Regions from separate parts of the Homo sapiens genome. Here region 2 is linked to region 1. Evidence: read pairs that join two places in POLR2A ChIA-PET (ENCODE). Cell type or tissue: MCF 10A. All regions are shown on one strand. Each heading gives the region's core, and the rest is flanking DNA. Links, peaks and the distances in the headings are about the cores only.

Region 1 (8,328 bases), core at 1-5,000:
CCATCTTTTCTTTCTTCTCTACTACCTTGGAATAAGACATCTAAGGTTGATTTTTCTCCTTGTGCCTGGATCCCACACATTTTCATCTCCCTTGGAATAGTAACCCCATAATCATTTCCTCCCTCTTCTCTCTCAGATTCCTTCCTGAGCACAACTTATTTCATCTTAAAATATCAAATCAACCAACAAAAAACAAACAACCCTCTCTTAATCTCAAGTTACCCTAAACCTGGCCCACTTTCTCTTCCCTTGCACAGCTAAGTTTCCTCAATGAGTACTCTATACCTAGTATGTTTAGCTTGTTTTCTGTCCGCCATTCACATCTTAACTCATTGATGTTTAATTCTGCCAGTCTACCCAAACACCTCTCAGTAAGACTGTCAATTACCTCCACACTATTAAAACAACAAACAGTTCTGTTTACTTGACCTGTCCATAGCATTTTACAAATATTGAGGCATAGAGGTTATGAGCATGGAATCTGGAGTCCGGGATTCAAATCCTGGTGCATCACTATGTGACCTTGGGCAAGTGACTTAATGAATTTGTTGCCTGTTTATTTGTAAAATGAGAATAATAATGCGTAGGTGGAGGCTGTGATAAAGATTAAACAAACTATTATGTGTAAAGTGCTTAGAAAGGTGTGTGTCCCATGTCGAGTGCTATACAAGTGTTTGGTAAAACTGACCCTCCCTTTTTCTCCCTTGGCATCTGCAGCACTCTCAAAAGAGGTCCTCTGGCCCTAAAGATATTCCATAAAATTCCTTTCCATGTTTCTGGACTTATTTTGAAAGATTAATTTAGTCTTGGGCATTGGATATTTACATTTTTAAAACCGAGTTCTCCTCTAAGATTTCTCAAGTAAACCACCAAGTTTTAATTTTTTCTAATTGTTATGGTTAAAGAAAAACAGATTATCTTCATAGGAAGTGCCCAAGGTCTCATATTTAGGATATTTTAAGAGATACAGTCAATTATCACATTTGTACTCAGTACCACAAGGATAAAAATGGCTTTTGCTGCCATTCCTTCAGGGTTCTGTGGATCATCTCAATTCTTTGTCTTGCTAACTAGCCCACATCTGCTGCCAGGTGATGTCTAACCTGCTGATGATGCTTTTCATCTGGCTATCTTTTTCTTCCTGCTGTCTTCGGAGCCGCTCCTCGCTGTCCTCCAGTCGGGCCTTGTATTCCAGCAGCAGCTTCTGCATCTGCTGCTCCTGCACCAGCAAGCGGCGTTCATATTCCTCCAGTCGCCGGCTGGAAACTCTCAGGCGCTCCTTCAGTTTAGTAATTTCTTGTTCATACTAGGGCAGAGGAGGCAAGGAGACAAAAACTAGAGTCACATTGCTTTTAGAAATCAGTGATTTACTTTTCTTTCTTTCTCTTTCTTTCTTTTTTTCTTTTTCTTTTTTCTTTTTTTTAACAAAAGAAACCCTAAGCAGTGTAGCTAGATGCTGGCTGTGCTGTCATTCCCTATACTGTTCTTAATATTCTTTATAATTATCAACTGGCATAAATGTTAATGGAGCATTGCCTTCCTTACTAAAATTACATTTTAAATCTTAACTTGGCATTCCAAATTCTACATATATATGTATCTCTCTCTACACTAGGCTACCATTGCTATAAGCCACATCCAATCTGTGATGGTATCAAATGAAAGGGGGAAAAAAAAACCAGATGAAGTACTTAAAAGTCTGACAAATCACTTAAAATAAGCCAAAAGTCAGTTGTCTATAAGAGAAAAAGATTCTGTGTCATCATCTGCACTGTAGGATCTCTGATGTGTCTTAGCTCATCAGACTGCCATTCCTTTGTTCTACTAGAATCAGCCCTACAGAGAACAAGCAACATTTCTATAATGTTAAGCCCATGAATCAATAAGACTTTCATGGCAGAGGTTATTGCTGCTTTTTCCCCAACTATAAAAGTGTAAAGTATTCCAGTCACAAGCACTAAACAAAGGCCTACATGTTCTCTAGGGCCAATTAATATTGCTTCTTTGCCCATTTTTGTAATATGACTCACCTGCCCAATTTTGTACTGCTTGCTGGAACATACATGTTTGTGTTCTAAGGAGCTTTACATAAATTCAGTGACTCAATTAGTTACATGGCCCTTTCCTGTACTGTAGTTGCTGTGGCTGGGGTTTGAGTACACTGGAATATCATGCTGATAAAAAGAAGCTAATTGTCTGGTTGTCAATTAAATAATATAATGCTATATATGATGACAAGGTTCTTGTTTGATAACCCTTTTACCCCTTGTCAACTTTTCCTTAAAAAACAAAAAAACAAAATCTAAACAATAGATAATATCCTTTTAACAGTCATTTATAGAGCTATACATTCTTTATCCAGAAAAGGCAAAAAAAAAAAAAAAAAAAAAAAAACAACTAAAACCAAAACCTAATTGTTACCAAGATAAACAAAAAGTCTTGCCCTAGGGTAATTTTGTCCTTGGGTGAAGACCAACAAGTTTATGGAAACACAGAAACATGAAATATTTACCTAAAATGACTAGAAATGAATAGTAGAGTGTCCTCTAGATTAAGGCATCTACATTAAAAAAAATAGTAGCTAACTGCCACCCCCTAGCAAGATGAACATTTTCCATGTATATTCACACACACACACACACACACACACACACACACCACTGACCTATTTTACATAGATATGTATAGGATGATTAACATAAGGGGTAGAGGTGAAGATGGGGGTGGGATGAGTTTATGTTCTTAGCTAGATAACCTTTTTAGTGGCCTGTCATTTTGGGATCAGAAAGTTGATGAAGCAGACTAGGTTCTACCTTCTCAGCATGCTTGGCTTCATCTAGATTTTGCTCAGTTTCTTCCACATCCTCTTCATACTGCCCATTGTTCAGAACCCAGGCTGCTGTCCTCTCTACTGGGGACATTGTGGCAGAGTCCACAGGTGACTGAACCTGCATCAGAAACAGTTATTAGCATTTCCCCTAACAGCTCACCCGTGTGCTATGTTTCACAAACAGCTATTCTTGGAAGACATTAACTGTGATCTCTCAGTTTTCTAATAAATGCTCTTAGCTTTAAGTATTATTTTACTAATGCCAAGGCTAGGGGTGGGGAAAGAGAATATACATTTGTATAAGTGCAAACTATTCTGAATAGAAAGTTGCATATATCATATCCAAGAGGCATCCTTATTCTCCCTCTAAAGAAAGTCAAAGCCTTAAAATTGTTAATTTGCCCAGTGGTCCAAATACTGGTAGGTAACAAATTGCCTGCTGAAATTAATAAATGACCTCTGCCATAAAAGTCTTTTATGCCATAAAAGTCTATTTGATGATTAAATAAGAGAAAGAAAGCATAACCTGATGGTCAAAATATCTGTTTAGCCCAGACACAATCAGAAACCAAAAAACTGATTAGTGCTAAACAAACTCACAAAGTGCCCATTTATATATCAGAATGGCAAATACTAGGTTGGTGCAAAAGTAATTGTGGGTTAAATGGCAAAACCTGCAATTACTTTTGCACCAGTCTATTTAGTTTTCATATTATTGATTTAGAGAAAAAGAAGGACAAGTGATGCTGGTTATCTTTACAGAACACTGACTTCATGATGGATTAAGATCACTCAAGGGTCCTTATACTGGAAAATTTCTTGAATACAGGATCAAAATGATGGATACTGGGTAGTCTATTTTCCTAATCTACTGAATAGACATACCAACACTGTCACCACCACCTATCTTGATCATCTCATAGGGAGCTGTGAGGATAAGACAATATATTTGAAAATTCTTTGGAAACTTCAGAGTGCTACAGAGAGGTTAGGTGTCAGTCATTACAATATTTATGTTTCAAAAACTAGCATTAGATATTACAATTTATATTAGGCTATTGAACATTAGTGCTTTCTCCACAAACAATGATGGAAACACACAATTTTTTTCCCCTCTGTCCTGCCTCAGAGAGAGAGAGTAAGCTAAAGAGAGAGTACAAAACTTGGCATGTGAGTTAGCCTTTTATAATTAAATAGAGGGATTTGTATTTTAAGGACCAGAATTCCATAATTTCATAATTGAAGGGCATTTTCTCCCCTATCACAGCCATTACATCTTAAGGATCTTTATACCATTCTGAAATAGAACTCAGTTAAACTCTAAATAAATATTTTAAAAGAAGGGGTATTTTGATGAACTGGAGAGTGAGGAAGACCAGATTAAAAAACTGATTGCAGAGACTAAAAGGCTATCAGAGATGGGTTGGGAGAGACTTTAAAACTTACACATGCAAAAGTAACATAGGGACATTTCTTAAAGGTGTGAAGAAAGATCTGGTTTAGTCGATTTACAGATTATAGTTATATATCAATAAAAATAGCTTCATGCCTGAGGATGGATGTGCATAGTTTATATAAATAGACCCGTACACACTAAGCAATTGTGAATGAACTTCTAGAAATTTCTACTATTTTGTTGGTCAAATCTTATTTTCAGCCACTTCCTAATATATCCTAGCACTTTGCTTGGCATACAGTAGGTGGTCAAAATAATAAAAATAAAAGTGACAAAATAGATCAATCCTAACTATTCCTTCTATTAATGATAAAGCCTTCACAAAATTGTAAAAAGGCTAGAAATATAGAATAAATAAAAAATAGTTATTGTGCTAGATTGAAAGGAAACAGAGGTGATTTTTGTTTCATGAATTTTTTTGTTGTAGTATGTTCTTCAAATGAAAAAACTATATACTATCTTTTATATATTCTTGGTCTTATAAGCGTTGCTCTTATTTTCCAATTAGTCAATCTAATGGGCATCATATCATACAGTTCTTTTAAATGATACTGACTAGTTAAATACACAACAGATGCTCAATAAAATATTATTCATTTATTATTCTGGATTATCTTTAGAATTCATTACTAAAATATAATTTATTACTTAGAGAATATTCTATGTTTTTCCCCTAATCCTTTGGAAGGGCACCAAAGGCTTCTTTTCAATGATTGTTCCATCTCCTTATAAGCTGGATAAATAGCAAAAAATATCTCTAGTTTATAGTCCAAAAAATTGAGGGAGGAGGTTAGTAAGTGGTTCAGATTCCATCTTGCTTAGGAATGGCCTTAGAAAGAGAATTTATATCCACTGACTTTCAACATGATCATCAAAGATAATGAAAAAGACAAAAAGAAAAAGGAGCAGGAATTCCCATTAGGAATATCTTCCCTTTGAGATAAAGCTGTATAGGGTTTCCCTGGAAAAACAGTAACGCTTTAGGGCAAAAGAGCCTGATGCAGCAGTTTCACTGATACTACAATTAATCATAGCCTGGCTATGCTGAGGCCAGTTCCTCGTTCCTTGCTAGTATTTACTAGACATAAACAAGACCAATTGGTTTCAGCTTCATAGTGTGAAATAGTCGGATTCCCATAAATGAATAACCCTTCTGCTATCAACACCAAAGAAAGGGCCGAATAAATTAATCCACAAACTTTGGGAGTTCTTGAAGAGGTTGGTTAAGAGACAGTTCAACAAATCTAAATGTGAAAACTGCAGCATCATATTAACAGGCTTGTCAATTATCTATTTTAAAAGGTCTCTTCAAATTCAAATTTCTAAGATTAGAGTACATGATAAATCTGAACAACTCATATATATAAAGTCTACTGTTTGTACGAAGTAGATGATACATGAAAAACAAAATAGAGAGGAAAATAAGAAAAAAGCAATACAAACAGAGGCTGAAATGGGTTAAAAAATTAAGAGAGTTTCTTGAAAAAAAATTTATCTGTGAATTTTTTCACCAGGATTTTATTTCCTTCCTACTCATTAGACGTAGAAGACTGAAGCCAGTTACTCTGCAGACAATGGCCACTACTTTGTGCTAAGATATAAATGGAATTTGCATGGGACAAAGCTACTGATAATTACAGCCGCCTACAGAACAATCCCCACAAAGAAATCCTCTAGTTTCTGGGAGAGAATTCCCCAACACAATTTGCAATTAAAATATGTAAAGGAATTTGCCTTAAAAATGTGCTGATTATATAGAACTTCAGAGGCTTCATGGGAGTGAGATGAACAAAGCAAGCAAGAAACAGATAAGAAATAAAAAACTAGGCCAGGCACGGTGGCTCACTCCTGTAATCAAAGCACTTTGGGAGGCCGAGGCAGGTGGATCACTTGAGGTCAGGAGTTCAAGACCAACCTGGCCAACATGATGAAACCCCACCTCTACTAAAAATACAAAAATTAGCCAGGCGTGGTGGTGGGCATCTGTAATCCCAGCTACTCAGGAGGCTGAGACAGGAGAACTGCTTGAACCTGGGAGGCGGAAGTTACAGTGAGCCGAGATCGTGCCACTGCACTCCAGCCTAGGCGACAGAGCAAGACTCTGTTTCAAAAAAATAAAAATAAAAATAAAAAACTAACAATGTAAGTTCAAAACAATGAACCAAAAGCCAGTGTAGGAAAAAAAAAAGAAACTTGAGCAATCAAAATACGGTGATTTATGCTTCAACTGATAGGACAGTGGCAGTACCAGCAAAAGTATAAACAAAGATTAATATTCAAAGCTGTACCTGGACATCTCACTGTGCCTGTACCCCACTTCATGCCAAAAAATATATTTGGTGACTCATTAATGGCTGTGACACAAAAACTAATTTTTATATTGGTTGTTTGGAGACTGTATGCATTTCCTACCTCCCATCCATCCAGGCAGCCCTCTAATCATAACCCACAGAAACATGTATTATGTGCTTATGCGATAGGTATTGTATTTTCCTAAAGAAAAAATGTTATAAATGACAACTGGTTCCAGATGAGCACAAAAAAGGCTATTTAATTTATAATATTAATAAACAACCAGCCTGAGTCATAGGCCCTCCATGATACAGAAGGAAAGGGTAAGCAAAAGAAAAAAAAAAGAATCTTTATTTTCCTTTTCTGTACAGGGCTGGGCCTAAGTACACTTTTGAAAAGCAGGTGGAGGACACTTTCCCTGTCCTGTCCCTCTCTGCCAGATCTCATGCTCTTCGCTAATCCTATTTTATCTTCAGTGCCCTTGTGCTGCCCTAAGTCCCTGAGTAGATATTTGCTTCTACACAGTATTCTGATTTCTAAAATTATGTATTTTTTCCTTTCTCCTCCCAATAAACATCTTAATTCTCTGAAAGTAGTTGATCGCAACTAGAATCTAGCACAAAAGTGATGTGAGGAAACTACTTCACAATAAGGTAGGAATGACTGATAGCCTTCTAACACATACATTTTATGCTTATATACACATACACATTTATATATAAAAAATACATATGATACATATAAAAGATATCTATTTTTCCTTTTCTTCAAATAAAAATGCTTACTAAATCAAATGATTTGGTAAAATTTTGGGAAATATAACAAAATAAAAATGAAAAATTTAAGACTGTAGAAAAACTTTATTACTCAGTAAAAAATGACCAACTAGGAGGTTTAGCCCAGGAAGTCTGCTTCCAGAAACAGCTTAAGTTAGTCATGCTTTTCATCCCTTCTTCTATTTCTGTATCCAAGGATTCTATAAATAATCCAATTAAAAAATCAAAGTAGGTGCAAGGGGCTCTGATCATAGCAGACTGGAGGCAGAGGCAGCCATATAGGTAAGTGCCTAAACTGTAAAAATGCAAATATATAACAGATACAAACTAGGATTTTATTGCAGTCTCCCTGCCCAGTTATTTTGCTGCATAAAAGGATTTGTCATAGAACTCTTTTAATCTCAAGTTTTTTAGTACTATCATTAGGTTTCAAAAAAAATTCAACTAATACAATGCTTTTTTAGGAGAAAAATCTTTTTAGATGAAAGATATATAAAGATATATATTATATACATGAAAAATTATATGAATGTGTATATTATATATTTAACAGTAGTTTGTTTCAAAGGGAAAAATATGTATTGATGCTTCAAAATGTAATATTTAAGGAAGAAATGATTAGTTTCTTGGCAAAGCTTTTTATTTGTCAATAAAAAAATTAGAAAAACTTATATTAAGATTGGATGTGATGTTAGCTGGGCTTGTCCATGTAAATAGAAATGTAAGGGATTTGCAGATGTTTAGAATACTTCCTTTTCCACCTGTGCTTCTATCTTTTTACTCTCTCCTTTACCTTGACTCTACAGGTGTTCAAGTGTTTATTTTTCTAGCTATTTCCAGGAAAAGCCACATGGGACTTTGTATTTCCAGAAGGAGTTGAGGGATGGAATGGAGAGCAGTCATATTAAACTCTTGGCTCGGAATGCAAACCTTTATTCTGGAAGCTTAAGAAAAAAAATTAAGAAGGATTAATT
Region 2 (8,350 bases), core at 1,456-6,455, 73 kb before region 1:
GAGGTGGCGGAGGGGGGCAGGTGGTGGGGGGAGCGGGCTGGGGTGGGATGGGCCTGTCAGCATAGCAAGGGCTGTGATGGGCTTGAGTCTGACAGGGGGCAATGACCTGACCTACGGTTTTGTAAGATCACTCTGGCTGCCACCTGGAGAGCTGGTGTGGGGATGATGGCCATGGTAGACACAAGGGGAGCAGTTAGGAGACCACCACAAGTGACCATGCGGCCCAGGCGAGTAGGGTAGCAACAGAGATGGGGAGAGGAGGTCAGATTTGTGATCTGTATCTGAAGGTGGAATGGACAGGAATTGCTGATGAGCTTGGGTGTGGTGCATGAGGGAAAGAGAGAAATAAGCATCATTCTTAGGATTTGTCCTGAGCAACTGGAAGAAAAAGAATGACAGTGGCTAATACGGTTAGCCAGGCGCTCCTCTAAACCCTTCACATAGTTTAACCTGTCTAGATTTCATAACACTCCTATGAATTAGGAATTAGTTCTTCCCACATTTTACAGAAGAGGCAATCGAGGCCCAGAGAGTTGAATCAGTTTGCATAAAGTCCCACCATTAGCAAATGGAAAAGCTGGAATTTGGACCCAGCACTTCACCACTGCACACTTCCCCGGCTTTACAGAAAGAGAAATGCCGTGAACTGAGCTAGATGAGCCCGGGGGAGGAATGGGGTTTTTCCGTGGGGGTGTGAATCAAGAGTTCTAGTTGGAATGAATTCAGGCTGAGGTGCCTTTTAAACATCCAAGTAGAGATATTTAGCTCAGCAGATGGATGTATGACTCAGGCCCTGGGTGGCAAGGAGGAGCATCTGGGGCTGGCGTGTTAAGCATGGAGAGGAGACAGGAGAAGAGGGCAGAAGGCTGGGAAGTGGGATTAAATGCTGCATGTGAACGGATGAGGACAGAAATGGATACTTTAGAGCATCCTGTCAAGCCTTGGGGTGTCGGGTGATGAGTGTGTTTAGGAAATATTATTCTAGAGCAGTGCTTGTTTTTGTTTGAGGATTCAATAAAGGCTGTCACCTTGTTCCAGAAAAAGTACATGAACACACACGCAACATTTTGCATACAATTTCAGGGTGTCCGTGGGTCCCCAGAGGACATGCATGGGCCATTCTATTTCTATCAAACCTTACTTCATCCACCAGCCACAATCAAATTTCACTGTATCTCTCAAGTCCTGACCAGACCTCTGATGCAGTCACCCCACCCTCTCTGTCTGCATGAGATAGGAGCTGCACTCCTCTGAATCGAGACGGTTTTGAATTGAGACGGTTTTGAATGTCTATGTAGAATGCAGCTCGCCCTGCAGGTATTGCCTGTGTACATGTCTCATTTGGAAATGGTTCCCCTGAGGAATGAGAGGATGAACCCACAGAGTCTTTTGCTCTCTTATTCACCTGGGAGGTGATGTTATTCATCTATTTCCTAGATTTATTTGTTTTTTTGGTGTTTTTTGTTTTTGTTTTCGTTTTGAGATGGACTCTTTCTCTGTCGCCCAGGCTGGAATGCAATGGCGTGATCTCAACTCACTGCAACCTCTGCCTCCCGGGTTCAAGCGATTCTCCTGCCTCAGCCTTCTGAGTAGCTGGGATTACAGGTGTGCACCACCACACCTGGCTAATTTTTGTATTTTTAGTGGAGACCGGGTTTCACCATGTTGGCCAGCCTGGTCTCGAACTCCTGACCTCAAGTGATCCACCCTCCTCAGCCCCCTATAGTGCTGGGATTACAGGCATGAGCCACCATGCCTGGCCTTATTTCCTAGGTTTAAAGACAAAACTAGCTCGTTCTATTGTTTCCATCGACACAATTGCTTCCCCAATATATAATGGGCATTTGTTGCTATTGTTCTGTTTGTTTTGGCGGTCCAGCTTCCAGCATCCATTCTATTTGGGAGGATTCCCCGGTGACTCTTGGCAGGAATCCATCAGCCCCTCTGGAAATGGAAGGAATGGAAGGAACCAGGTGTCCCTCTTGTCCCCCACCCCTGCAGAGGTCACAGCCTTCCTATCCTGCCCAGCCCAGTGGGGCTTTGAAGGCTAGGGTGCAGGAACAGAAGAGAACTTATTTTTGGCCATGGCAGCTAGGCCAGGAGACCATCTGTGAGAGTAGCATCCTGTGTCCTGTGGCAGCAGTCCCGGCCACGGTATCCTCACCACAGCCTGGCCACAGCTTGGCCTCGCCTGCATCTCCTGCTGCCAGCCGCCTTGATACCTGCCCATTTTCCCCATGCGGTTCTCCAGCCTTCCGACTGATAAGTTCTGCACATATTTCCCCATGTCCATTGCCTGCACGAGTCAGCCAGGTCAGCTCTGTCGCTTCCACCAAGACCTCTCACTGCAGTGGCTGTGCTGAGCTTGCAGCTGACGTCTGCTCTACAGTGTCAGCACTTGGGATTCTTCTTCTGTTGGGGGTCCCTGAAGGTGGGATTCCTGGCCTGTCGAAGCATTGCTGTGTGACACATGCCAGATCCTTGCGGTTGCCTGTGAAGCTCGGAGCCCTCCATATCGAGGGAGGAAGGCTTTCCTTCCAGCAAAGTCTTGTGGCTTTCAGCGAGAGCGACTATGCAGCAGCCAGACCAACTACAGAGGTCACAACAACAACCCCTGTCCCGATGACAATCCTGTGATTTTCCTGGCTCAAAATGAAGTTTGACAAGTCTTGTTTTATACTCTTGTCATCACTGGGATTTCTTCTGACTTTACAAGACCAACAGGAATTGGAGTCAGACTCACAGGGGAGCCTGAGAGCCTCTCTATCCCACACCGCTGTGGGAGCCACGCCCAGGTGGGGCCAGGGCTGCAGAGGGGGAAGCTGGGAATGGCTGGGCAAGGATAGAGGCAGCTCAGCTTCCCCTAAGCCTGGGGTGGCCTGAGGGGCCCCCTGCACTATGCTGGAACGTACCTTCCTTTCCAAGGAAGGAAAACAGCAGCTTCTGACTCATGACTGTGTCCTCCTGCAGACAAGTACACAGCTCATCCCCTCAGAGTGTCTGAGTGCTGAGCTCACATCTCATGGTGGGGTGTTGCGGCCATGTCGCTGCCCCATCCCACGGGCATGGTGAGGATTCTGTTACTGCACACTCTTTAGGGTCCTTTATAGTTAATAAAATATTGAACCACTTCCATACTGGTTGGTAAACAGCTGCTGCCCTGAGCTGCCCCCACCTCCGACCCAGTGGCCACCTGCCCATCATTCTCCTGGTCCTTTCCCAGGACTGGCCAGGTGTCCCCACAACCTAGCAGCTAAGGGTCCTACCTGGCACAGATTCTGGTGGGTCAGGGCCCATGGTTAAGTATTTGGGGGTATCACCCCACCCACGAGTGTTCTCAGCACGCACTCACTCCTGCCTCTTCTCTGGTCCCCACACACTCAGCCACCCTGTCCCACCTCTTCTCACCACCAAATTAATATGCTCATCCTTCTCACCTCATCCTAGCCCCACCTCCTTCAAGAATCAGTCCTGAGTCCATAGCCCCTGCATCTCCCCCTCACACCCAGAGCACTCCGCCTCCTACAGATAGCGCTTCCCAAATACGTCTCTCTCAAAGCTCTTTATGAGTCTTCAATATTTCCTTGGCCGGCTGGCCGATTGATTGGTTACAGAGCCTTGCCTTCTCATTTTCTGGCAGCAGATAAGTGAGGCCGGGACCTCTGGGGCCAGAGGCAGAGAGGCAGAGGTCCCAGGCCACACCTGAAAAGGCCGCCTGAGAAGGGAAGTTTCTGAAAGAGGCCAAGCAAGAGGGACCCCAATGCTGGGGCACTGTGAGCAGTGCTGAGCTGGTCAGTGGTCAGAACAGGTAAACTGGTGGGGCTCAGGCAAAGAGAAGGTCAAAGTGCAAGTCACACCTGGAGCAGGCGGGCATGACGCAAGGCCAGCTCAGCCACAAACCCCGTGTTGGGGGCAGGTGCCTTCCCTCTGGATCAAGATGTCCTGGAAGTGATTGGCTCCTGTTGGACAGGCAAAAGGTTAAGCAACACTCATCCTAGCTTCGAGCTGTCCCTCCCACCGACCTGAGTGGCAAGGAAGTTGCAGGGAAGGGGGCCTTGCTCTGTGCCACAGCTAATACCTGAGAATAGAATTTGGGAAACTTGAATCACAGTTTCCCATAACGTGTCGCGATTGCTTAGAAACTACGTGTCTCCCCTCCCCACAGTCGTCGGGGATCAGTGGCTCCTGACGCGTTTGCTTTAAATCTCTCTGTTCCCTGCCAATTAGCCAGTTTGACTTTCTGCTGTGGCAGGGATGAAAGTCACACTATTCAGCGCTAGACACGGATGCTGGGGGAGGAATCTCATTGCTGTGGAGATGGAATCTGGGCTTGGCACTGCCTGTTCAGCTGCTGAGTGTTACTTTGGGTTGACTCACAGCCCAGCATGAAGCAGGAGGCCAATCTTCGTGCACTCCACAACTCTTCCCTCCCCAGCTTTATCCAGACTGTGTCTTCTGCTGACCAGCTGTTTACGCTTGTACTTGATATGCGCTTGCCAAAGCCTGCAGCATAGAAGCCCACAGCTCAGTCCAAAGCAGCCAACCTTCGGCCTACTAGGATCTTAGCCACACCCCAGAGTCCCAGAGAGAAGTGACTCAGGTTGGACACAGTGGCTCCAAATGACCTCAGGTGACTCACAGCAAACAGATTAAAGGTGACACCCAGTGTCTCACCTATCAACTCAATTTGTCATTGAGTTGGCAGCCATGGCTGCCACCATTTCCCAGCTCGTTCACCCAGCTGTTTTTAAATATGGGCACACCAGCTTAAATCCCAATCTTGCCTGTCCTAACACCACAAGTCTCAACTCTGGCTGCAGGTTAGAATCACCCGAGGAGCATTTGAAACCACTGAAACCCCAGGCCTCCCTCCTGCAGAGATCTCAATCTAATTGGTCCAGGATGGGCCTGGGCATCTGTATGTTTTCAGAGCTCCTCAGGTGGGATGTTTGTTTGTTTGTTTGTTTGTTTGTTTGTTTTGTAGAGATGGAGTTTCCCCATCTTGCCCAGGCTGGTCTCAAACTCCTGAGTTGAAGCGATCCACCCGCCTCGGCCTCCCAAGGTGCTGGGATCACAGGTGTGCGCCACTGTGCCCAGCCCCCAGGTGGTTTTAATGTTCAATGGTCCTGAGAACCAGGGATCTGCCATCCAATTCTGTGAGGAAGGAGGATGCCAGACAGATATGCTATTTTCATATCCAATTCAGTCACCAGCACGTCTGCAGCCTGGCTCATGCCTTCAGTAGAGGACCTTCTGGTGTGAACACTTGCTCATTTCTGACCCAGAATCTTCCATAAATTTTTCTGCATCCAACTCTTTCTCCTTGGGTTTTAGTAATCTGTAAGTTTCTGCTTAATTTTCTGGATTAGGAGTTGAGAGTCCCAGCTTGTGAAACACACATTGCCAAAAAACCTAGTTATGGAAAAACTGGCTGAGATGAGAAAGATCTTGTTCTTACATAATTATGGATTCTCAATCTGTTCCATTTTGTTTATATTTGTTTCTCTGGAGAAATACTTTGTTATACATCATATATATTTTTTGATCTATATATATCTTTGTTTTAGCTTTATTAACTTTGGAGACTCGAACATACACAAAAGTAGACAGGATAGTATCATGAACTACTACAAACCTACCCACTCTCCTGCCCCAGCAATGGCTTAACCCAGCCCCATCCCCACACCCATCAGTTCACTCCATCTTCTATTATTTTCAGTCAAATACCAGATATCATACTATTTTATCTGTGAATGTTTTAGCAGATCACTCGAAAAGAACTTCTTGGGTATCATAACCACCATTCTACTGCACAGCAAAACTAGCAATAATTCCTAGAATTTAAATTTCCCAATTGTCTTAAAACTGTCCTGTGTGAATTATTAAAAAGAATTTGAGCCAGGCACAGTGGCTCATGCCTGTAATCCCAGCACTTTGTGAGGCCAAGGCAGGTGGATCACCTGAGGCCAGGAGTTCGAGACCAGCCTGGCCAACAGGGTGAAACCCCATCTCTACTAAAAATACAAAAATTAGCCGAGCGTGGTGGTAAGTGCCTCTAATCCCAGTTACTTGGGAGGCTGAGGCAGGAGAATCACTTGAATGCGGAAGGCAGAGGTTGCAGTAAGCTGAGATGGCGCCATTGCACTCCAGCCTGGGCAACAAGAGTGAAACTCTGTCTAAAAAAAAAAAAAGAATTTGAATCAGGGTACAAATGAGATGCAGATGTTGAAACTGGCTGATATAACTTTTTAGTCTGTTTTAGTCTATAGATTACCCCTCCTTTTTTTTTTTTTTTTTTTTTTTTGAGATGGAGTCTGGCATTGTTGCCCAGGCTGGAGTGCAGTGGCTTGATCTCGGCTCACTGCAGCCTCCACCTCCCGGTTTCCAGTGATTCTCCTGCCTCAGCCTCCCAAGTAACTAGAATTACAGGTGCTCACCACCATGCCTGGCTAATTTTTGTATTTTTAGTAGAGACGGGGTTTCACCCTGTTGGCCAGGCTGGTCTCGAACTCCTAACCTCAGGTGATCCACCCACCTCGGCCTCCCAAAGTTCTAGGATTACAGGCGTGAGCCACCACGCCCGGCCTCCATGTTCCATTTTTGAGGAACTGCCAAACTGTTTTCCAAAGCAGCATCACCATTTGACATATTCAGTTTGATGAATTTTTACACATAGTACACACCCATATCCCCACCACGAGATCAGGAATAGGGCATCAGCACTCTAGAATCCTCCCTGTCATCCTTGCACTCTAAAGGTAACCCTATTTTGACTTCTGTCACTCTGGATTAATTTTGATGGCCAGGACTTGAGAGGTGATCCGAGGAATGCTTCCACTGGAGAACTCAGCGTTAGCAAAGGCACAATGGCCGAGGCAGGGCAACCCCAGCTTTACATTCTGCAGGACAGGGACCCAGATTCTCTTGTGGTCCCACCAAGGCCTGGTGAGCAGGCAGGTCTCCTCCTCCCCTGCCCCGCTTCCTGCACAGCCAGCAGAACTTTTCAAAGGAACAGCAAGCAGGGGGGCTTCTTAATTGGGATCCCCTGGGAGGCAGAGGAGGAGATCCATGTGCGCGATGACTAAGTTTCATCCTAATGGAGGACTTTAGCATGCAGTGCCATGGCAAAACCTGGCTTGCGGTGGGAAGGGAATCTGTCCTTGCATGGCCCTGGCACAACTGTGTCCCCGGGCCTGTTAGGCTCTGCTCACCTCCTACAGCAGGCTCTTTAGGAAAGACCCAGGCTCCCAGAGCCCAGCTCACAGCCGCTGAGGCAGGACTTTCTGAGCAAGTCTCTCCTGACCACAGGGAACTGCTGTGTGGGCAATTTGGCAGCAAGGGCATCTGTTCTGCAGGGCAAAATGCTAGAGAACCAGCTGGAGAACCATGCTGCATGGGGAGGGCTCTCAGGTGGTGGCCCCTGGAGAGTCAGGCCTGCTGCAGCCCCATTACCTTGAGGCCTTTCTCCCAGCTCAGCAGTTCTCTGGCTTCCAGCCTTTTCCCTGAACTGACCTTCTGTCTCTGGCCTCACCCAAGCACACATGCAGAATGACACTGAAGTCACTCAAAACTGCTAGAGATATTTACCCCTGATCTGCAAACCCCCTAACTTGCCAATGATCTTTCCATCCCAGCCCCTAACTCTAATTTGCTTCCAAATTCCATCCTCAGCACAGTCTGAAATTGTCACTCCCCTCCAGCCCACTGCCTGGGAACTTACCAATTAGAGGTTAATTTGGGTACTCATTAAAAGATGCAAACAGGCTGGGTGTAAGGGCTCACACCTATAATCACAGCACTTTGGGAGGCCGAGGTGGGAGGATCACTTGAGCTCACAAGGGGTTGGAGACCGGCCAAGGCAACGTGGTGAGATCTCCGCCTCTACAATAAAAAATATTTTAAAATTAGCTGGGCATGTGCTTGTAGCCCTAGATACTCAGGAGGCTGAGGCAGGAGGATCACTTGAACCCAGGAGGTTGAGGCAGCAGTGAGCCATGATTGTGTCACTTCATTCTAGCCAGGACAACAGAGCAAGACCCTGTTTCACTCAAAAAAAAAAAAAAGATGTGCAAAGTCCCTGGGAGGGCTGGTCTGTCCCATATCAGGGTGCTTTCTTTTAAGAGATTGAGCTCCTACCAACACTGAGCTGGGAAGAGCAGCAGCTGCAGACACTTGGCTTTGGGGCGCCTCACATAATGCTGTGCTCTGCAGAGATAAGTCTCGGGTCCAGGTCTAGAAAGGGAAATAGGATGATGCCAAAACCAAACCTTTTATGGTTCAGTATTTTGTGTACACCAGGGCCGGGTGCAGTGGCTTCGCCTGTAATCCTGAGCTTTGGCTGAGGCTTGAG

Evidence for each region. Peaks named below come from ENCODE experiments on the same cell type or tissue, not always from the same donor. Only the 100,000 strongest peaks of a DNase experiment are listed, where the experiment ranks them.
Region 2: POLR2A ChIA-PET joins it to region 1 with 6 read pairs; 1 of 35 experiments calls an interaction of 5 or more read pairs at or near these places.

Annotation. Positions count from the first base shown.
Region 1 is chr1:178,458,898-178,467,225 of GRCh38, reverse strand. RASAL2 (RAS protein activator like 2) reads right to left here. Exons shown (of 18, transcript NM_170692.4): 15 at 2,814-2,948; 16 at 1,104-1,306. Among named protein-coding and RNA genes, the nearest start is that of CLEC20A, 34 kb to the left of the region's middle. In MCF 10A, for the core only: no CTCF peak of the experiment used is centred there; a DNase peak (open chromatin) is centred at 2,045.
Region 2 is chr1:178,533,256-178,541,605 of GRCh38, reverse strand. It overlaps LOC124904460 (a long non-coding RNA gene), which reads left to right. Exons shown (of 2, transcript XR_007066748.1): 2 at 1-1,043. Among named protein-coding and RNA genes, the nearest start is that of C1orf220, 5.4 kb to the left of the region's middle. RefSeq lists an enhancer at 4,018-5,217. In MCF 10A, for the core only: no CTCF peak of the experiment used is centred there; a DNase peak (open chromatin) is centred at 4,445.